Regions from separate parts of the Homo sapiens genome. Here region 1 is linked to region 2. Evidence: chromatin contacts called from ENCODE Hi-C or POLR2A ChIA-PET data. All regions are on one chromosome and are shown on one strand. Each heading gives the region's core, a stretch centred on a gene start or an enhancer-like site at or near the end of the contact. The rest is flanking DNA. Distances are from core to core; before and after follow the strand shown.

Evidence for each region. A loop is a pair of places that touch in the nucleus more often than their neighbours do. ChIA-PET counts read pairs that join two places held with the same protein, here RNA polymerase II (POLR2A). Pooled maps may share reads with other maps.
Region 1: a loop to region 2 is called in a map with no recorded cell type, with 7 times the contacts of the local background. The contact joins the promoter of MEX3B here to the promoter of CTSH in region 2. A Hi-C loop is called at or near these places in 2 of 37 single-sample maps with no recorded cell type and 4 of 50 pooled maps. POLR2A ChIA-PET finds 5 or more read pairs at or near these places in 1 of 52 experiments (GM12878).

The regions. Positions count from the first base shown.
Region 1 is chr15:82,044,323-82,047,996 of GRCh38, reverse strand. It overlaps MEX3B (mex-3 RNA binding family member B), which reads left to right and starts at 1,979. Exons shown (of 2, transcript NM_032246.6): 1 at 1,979-2,547; 2 at 3,384-3,674. The coding sequence starts at 2,292. RefSeq lists silencers at 730-1,049, 1,900-2,199 and an enhancer at 730-1,676.
Region 2 is chr15:78,943,096-78,946,700 of GRCh38, reverse strand. It overlaps CTSH (cathepsin H), which reads left to right and starts at 1,655. Exons shown (of 12, transcript NM_004390.5): 1 at 1,655-1,810. The coding sequence starts at 1,720. RefSeq lists silencers at 1,453-1,802, 2,240-2,534 and enhancers at 1,385-1,923, 1,924-2,462, 2,923-2,972, 3,403-3,452.

The DNA.
Region 1 (3,674 bases), core at 730-3,229, 3.1 Mb before region 2:
ACCAGGCTCCGGGAAGCTGACGTAAACATCCTGAGGAAATAACCACTGTAAGTGGCTTCTAAACCCATTTCCCCAAGGAAATAATCAGCACCTCTTTCCCAAGACAGCTCCAGGTAAGCAAGCGGTGAAGGGAGCTGCACCACCGCGTTCTCAAAAGTAAAGGCGCTTGCGGAACTGTCTACTGATTTGTAAGCGCGCGCCCATCCACTGTCGCATTTAATCTTCCGAACGACCCACGAGGTGGTAAAGGCGGGGATTATTTTCTTCATTTTACGGGTGAGAAACCGAGGCCCACAGCGCTCGTTCCTGTAGCCGGGGTCAGGCAGGGCACACCTAGGGGAGCCTCTGCCTTCGAGCCCCGGGACCGCCCCGCGGCACCACGAGATCTCCCCAGTCAGCCCGTGTGCGGCTGCGGCCGCATGGCCTCATTGTTTTGGGAAGACGTCCCTCTGTGAGGATCTTGGGCGACTCTATGAACCGCGGGCCCAGCCGCTCTGCGGAACGATCCGCAGCGGGACGCAAAGGGCGCGGCGAGCCCGGCGGCTCCCGGAACAAAGGACAGCAGAGCGCGCGGGGCCCGAAGGGGCGTCCGCCCTAGTGGGCGGCGGAGGGGGATGCGCGCGGAGAGGACCAGCGCGCACCGCCCCGGCCCGCCCCTCAAATCCTCCTTCCTTCTCTCTCGCACTCGGAGACGGTCCCTGGGAGATCCGGGAGGGGGCGCAGCTCGCCGTCCTCGCCGGCAAGTGCCGTCGCAACCTCCCTCTGCCGCCACCCCCACCCCGAGAAGCGCACAAAGAGCGGCCGGGCAGGGAGCGCTCACCTCCCGTCGGGGCGGGGCCGCGGGCGGGGCCGGCGCGCGCTCCGCAGCGCCCGCCTTAAAGGGCCCGCCCGCTCCTCGCGCGCACTGCGCATGCTCGGCCGCGGGGCACGGAGGGGAGGGATGGGAACAGCGGGCGCGCACGCCCGCGCCGCCCGCTGGCGCTGTGGCCTGCGTCCCCGCGGTGGCGGCGCGGCGCTCGTGCGCGTGTCAGAACCCGCAGGGTCTCGGCCCGGGCGCCGGGCGTGTGCTGGACACTGGTGCCATGCATTCCAGAGGTCGCCAGCGGCCGGGCGGGCCGAGCTCGCGCGGCAGCCAGCTTTTAGCTTTCCCATCCTCAGTTTCAGGGCCAGTTGGGCGAAGTGCTGCCCAAGGAGACAGAAATGCAGGCGCGGGCGCGCGCGCGCGCGGTTGCCAGTGTGGGCGGGCGTGTGCTTTTGTGTCTCGTGCGCTCCCGCGCAGGTGGACAACCCGCGCCGGGAGTCACTCTGCCCGTGCGCCCCAAGACCTGGAGTCCCGTTTTCCGTGTCGGAGGGCTCGGGTCGCCCTTTTGGGCGGACTACAGACTCTTCTCACAGAGGAAGCTTTGGCTCCACGGATGGTTTATTTGGAGCCACTAACGGGACTTCCTGAGGACCGCTCTTTTAGAGCCCGGCTCCAGGCATCAGAGTTGGGCGCGTTTTCTTTTCTCAGTCAGGCGAGGGAGGAGACTTAGGGACAATGATTGTCCTCGGCTGATAGGTACATCCAAGTGTCCCGAGCCTGCCAGTCCCGCATTAGACAACAAAGAGAGGCGTTAGCGGCGGCGGGGGAGGGGCGCGGCCGGGAGGAGGACGGGGCGGGCTGCGGCGAGCGCGGGGGTGGGGGGTGGCGCTCTCTCTCCGCTCGCTCAACCCGCGGCCTCCTCCCGCCCCCGGCCTGGCGCGCGCCAATCGCCTCCCCCAGCGATAGTGTCAGTAGCATTGTGGTGTCAGCTCCCGCCTGTGACGTTGCGCCTCCCTCGTCCCCCTCCGGAGTCGTCTGGCTGCAGAGGCTCAGTCAAGAGGCGGGGAGGAGAGGAGGAAAAAGCGCTGAGTGAGGGCGGGCGGGCGGGCGGGAGGGAGGGAGTGGAGGAGCCGGGGAGGGGCTCCTTAAAGAAACGCTTCTGTCGCTCGCCTGCTCGCTTTTCGCTCGGCATTGCGGCCAGCCAGCCGGGCACTCGGGGGGCACGCGCGGCCACCGCTAGAGCTCTGCCCCCACCCCACCCGCCAGCAGGTCTGGGGTGGGGACCCAGGTGGGGGCTCCTGCAGCCACTGCCCGGTGCGGACCGCACGGAGCGACCCACTCCTCCCAGCACCGAGGAAGAAGCAACGGAGCCCTCAGCAGGCGACCGGCCTCCCCGCCCCTGACCACCCGCTTCCCGGCTGCCTTTGTGGCCGCAGCTTCTCGCCGCCGAGCCGAGGGCCGGCGGGGGCGCGGCGCGCACGGCCGAGCGATGCCCAGCTCGCTGTTCGCAGACCTGGAGCGCAACGGCAGCGGCGGCGGCGGCGGCGGCAGCAGCGGAGGGGGAGAGACCCTGGATGACCAAAGAGCCCTGCAGCTCGCGCTCGACCAGCTCTCCCTGCTGGGGCTGGACAGTGACGAGGGCGCCTCTCTGTACGACAGCGAGCCGCGCAAGAAGAGCGTGAACATGACCGAGTGCGTGCCAGTACCCAGTTCTGAGCATGTCGCCGAGATCGTGGGGCGGCAAGGTAGGTCGAGGAGGGATGGGGAGGTGGGTGGGGGTGGTGTAGGGTCTCAGGCCACTGCCTCGAGGGGAAGGCGTGTTCAGTATCGGGATCCGCGGCGTGGGGTGCCTTGGGGAGAGAGGAAGAGCCGCGCGATGGGCCGGCGCCCCAGACAAAGAAAGTGCAGGCAGGCTGTCTCCCGGAGCCGCGCCGCTGCCCTGGCGGGATGCACTTTCTTCTGCTAAAATCACTGCCTTCTCCCCTAACGCCCCCCAACCAGCCCACCTCCAGAAAGACAATTTAAATGTAAGATGCTTGGGGGAGGGGGCCTTTGATCAGTCCTTTGGGAGGAGGAAGGAGGAGGAGTGAGCATAGGATGGGAGGAGGATTCTGGATTTCTGCAAAGCGGAATGGAGCCCAGAGGAGGAACAATGGGTCCCGGGACTCACACCCCACCCCCTACCCCCAGTCGACCAGCGCTGAGGCATCGCGACTTCAGCTGCCTTCCCCGAGCCCCTTCCCCGTGTCTTCAGAGCTGACGGCGCGCCCAGCTGGATCCCAGCGGCATCTCCCCAGATGACTTTTCTGGGATTCTCGGGTTTGGTTCGGGACGACTGCAGTCACTGGGGGAGGGCCAGGCAGCCAATGGGCTGTTCCTCGAGCGCCTCGCGGGTGGGATCCGCTGCCCAGCCCGTGGCGCGGCCCGAGGTCAGTGAGGGAGACGCCCCCTTTCCGCCCATCTCTTGTCCTGCCGTCTCGCTGTCCTGGACGCGGGCTGTCCCCGGTCCCCGCGGTTACCCCAGGATAATGGGCGTGTCTGTCTCTCTCTCCCACTCCCTCCTCCGCACCCTGGTTCGTAGGTTGTAAAATCAAAGCGCTGCGGGCGAAGACCAATACTTACATCAAGACCCCAGTTCGCGGGGAGGAGCCTGTCTTTGTTGTGACGGGCAGGAAGGAGGATGTGGCCATGGCTCGGAGGGAGATCATCTCTGCTGCCGAGCACTTCTCCATGATCCGCGCCTCCCGGAATAAGAACACGGCACTCAACGGCGCGGTGCCTGGGCCGCCCAACCTGCCCGGGCAGACCACCATCCAAGTGCGGGTACCCTACCGCGTGGTGGGGCTCGTGGTGGGGCCCAAAGGCGCCACAA
Region 2 (3,605 bases), core at 406-2,905:
TCCTCATCTGTAAAATGGGGGGTCAACAACATGCCACTTTGCAAGGTGATGATGTAAGTGAAGAACAGGGCATCACTGGGCATTTGAGGCTACGGCACAGGCTGGTCTGAATCACCCTCTCCTCACCCAAAGCAGTGACAGCACCGGCCTCCTCAGCCTGGAACGCACGTTCTTCTGTCTGTCTCACACCCAGACCCTTACATACCATCTTCTTTAGCTTTGCAAACTACAGAGAATGGCCCTACAGCTCTTAATGTAGCTTCCTCAGCAGAAAGACTAAAATGTCTGTTGAGGGGGCAAAACAATTCACAAGGAGGTCGTCTAGCTTCTTCAGTTGTAAGTCCACTCCAAGCAAAAGGGAAGCCAGGGAAATGTGGTTAACCAGGGCAGGGAGACGTGGGGAGTGTGGGGGAAAGTCTGAGGTGGAGACACACAGGGACATGGGGGGTATGAGGTGGGGACAGGCAGGGAGATGGGGGTGCAAGGTGGAGACACGCAGGGACATGAGGGGGTGTGAGGTGGGGACAGGCAGGAAGATGGGAGGTGCAAGGCGGGGACAGGCAGGGACATAGGGGTGTGAGGTGGGGAAATGCAGGAAGATGGGGGGATGTGAGGTGGGGACTGGCAGGGATATGGGGGTGTGAGGTGGGGACAGGCAGAGACATGGGGGTGTGAGGTGGGGACAGGCAGGGACATAGGGGTATGGTGGGGATAGGCAGGGAGATGGGGGGTGCGAGGTGGGGACAGGAAGGGACATAAGGCTGTGAGGTGGAGACAGGCAGGGACATGGGGGGTGTGAGGTGGGGACAGGCAGGGAGATGGGGGGTGCGAGGTGGGGACAAGCAGGGACATGGGGAGTGCGAGGTGGGGACAGGCAGGGACGTGGGGCGTGCGAGGTGGGGACAGGCAGGGACATAAGGGTGTGAGGTGGAGACAGGCAGGGACATGGGGAGTCTGAGGTGGGGACAGGCAGGGAGATGGGGGGTGTGAGTTGGGGACAGGCAGGGAGATGGGGGGGTGCGAGGTGGGGATAAGCAGGGACATGGGGGTGCGAGGTGGGGACAGGCAGGGACATGGGGGTGGGAGGTGGGGACAGGCAGGGACATAGGGGGTGGGAGGTGGGCACATTCAGGGAGATGGGGGTGTGAGGTGGAGACAGGCAGGGACATAGGGGGAGCGAGGTGGGGACAGGCAGGGAGATGGAGGGTGCAAGGTGAAGACAGGCAGGGACATGGTGTGAGGTGGGGACAGGAAGGGACATGAGGGGTGCGAGTTGGGGATAGGCAGGGAGATGGGGGGGTGCGAGGTGGGGACACGCAGGGAGATGGGGGACGTGGGGATGGCGACAGGCTGGGAGAGGGAGAGGCCAGGCTGAGACCTCCCCGCGCGGTGCCAGCCAGTCCAGGCAGATCCAGGACTCAGCCAGGCCTGATACCCAGATAAGCCCTTCCTCCCAGAGGAGATAAGGGAGCGACGCGGCCGGCCGACAGGTGAACTAGAGCTGGCGAGTTAGTCGGCGCCGCCCCCTCCCGCGAGCCCGGCCTCGGGGGAGTACCGCCCACCCCGCCCCGCGCTCGCTCCGCCCCGCGCTCGCTCCGCCCCTTCGCGCTCCCGCCGCTCCTCCACGCTCGTGCCGCTCCCCCCCCGCGCTCCCAGTTGACGCTCTGGGCCGCCACCTCCGCGGACCCTGAGCGCAAGAGCCAAGCCGCCAGCGCTGCGATGTGGGCCACGCTGCCGCTGCTCTGCGCCGGGGCCTGGCTCCTGGGAGTCCCCGTCTGCGGTGCCGCCGAACTGTGCGTGAACTCCTTAGGTACGCAGAGGGCGCGCCGCCCGAGAGGGTGCTAGCAGGCCCTAGAGTGGACGCTGGGAGAACTTGGCCAGGGGCGCACTGGGCTCCGGAGGAACGGGGCAGAGCTTTCCCCGGTGAGAGGCCAGGAACTCTGCGTGCTGGCACGGGGAGGGGTAAACTGCATTATAGGCGGGGGTTCTCGGAGGGTGGGCGGCTTGTAGGACCAGAGGAGCAGATGGGCTGAGTGTCCAGGGTCCCACCTAGCCAGGTGGCTCTCCAGCCTAGAATACCAAAGGAGCCCGCAGCTCCTTCCGCCTTCCTCAACTGGGGACACAGAGTGTCACACAGAGGACTCTGATCTGTCCCTGCCAGAGGTGAGCAAGGACGTCCCAGCCTTCTCTAGCAGCTTCCCCCGGGACTTGGCACACAGGGGATCCCCGTAGTGTCTTGGGAGTCCCATCTGTAGAGTAGGTTGGACGGGCTGTTTGGAACAGTGAATCCCTGTGCAACGGCACCAGGGAAAGCACTCAGACCAACAGCGCTTTTAACAGCACCCCAGGGCCCATGGCGTCAGGTGGAGCCCCAGGACTCCTCTTGTTGGCCAGATTGGCTGCGACTGGTCCAGCTTCGTGCTGCCCTTGCATCCTGTCTACTGCCCGGGCTCAGGCACCTCCCCTGGCTGAAGGCAAGGAGCCTGCTCTTCCCTACTGCCTCCCTCCTTTCCTACTGTCCCTGGTCCCAGCCTCAGCCCACAGGCTCTGAACTTAAAGACCACCTGCCCCCTTCACCGAGAAAAGTAGCCAAGAAACAACCCAAGGAGCCAAGAACCTAGGGAGGGGGGGTGCCCTGAGCTCTGGAGGAACGGGACAGGGCTTTCCCCCAGCTAGAGGCTCAGGGGATGGGACAGAGATCACTGAGGCTGAATCTGGGCCAGAGGGTTGCCTCATTCCTTCCCACCTATTTATTTAAAAAGCTCCCCAGCCTTGCAAACCTCAGTGGGCGCCCAGCTCCAGGTCAGTTCCCGCCTAAGGAAAACCTAGCTGCCGCAAGCGAGGGCTGCCTGGAGAAGGCTGGCGCTGAGAGGCTGTCTGAATTCCAGAGCAGGGCTTGGCAAACTTTTTCTGTGAAAGACCAGACGGTAAATAACTTAGGCTTTATGGTGGTCTCTGTAGCAACTACTAACTCTGCCATGGTAGTGTGATAGCAACCATAGATTGTATGTAAGTGAGTCAGTGTAACTGGGTTCTAATAAATGATTTTTATGGCCACTGAAATTTCAGTTTCAAGGGATTTTTGGGTGCTACGAAATATGTTTCTTCTAACCATTTAAAATTGTAAGAAACCGTTTGTAGCCCAGGAGCTGTACTAAAACAGGAGTCAGGGACCGGCTGCGGTGGCTCACACCTGTAATCTCAGCAATTTGGGAGACCGAGGCAGTCGGATCACTTTAGGTCAGGAGTTCGAGAGCAGCCTGGCCAACATGGTGAAACCCTGTCTCTACTAAAAATACAAAAATTAGCTGGGTGTGGTAGCCAGGTGCCTGTAATCCCAGGTACTCAGGAGGCTGGGGCAGGAGAATCGCTTGAAACTGAGAGGTGGCGATCACTCCAGCCTGGGTGACAGAGTAAGACTCCATCTAAAACAAACAAACAAACAAACAGGGGAATACTGTACTTTCCTGAAACCTGCTGTAAATCCAGGCAAGGTATTATGGCACTTTTAAAGTCCTGACTAGATTGGAATGGATCTATTTTAGGGTAAGGCACGGTTCACCAGCAGATTATTCTGGCCCCAGAATAATCTCTCCAGAGGCAAA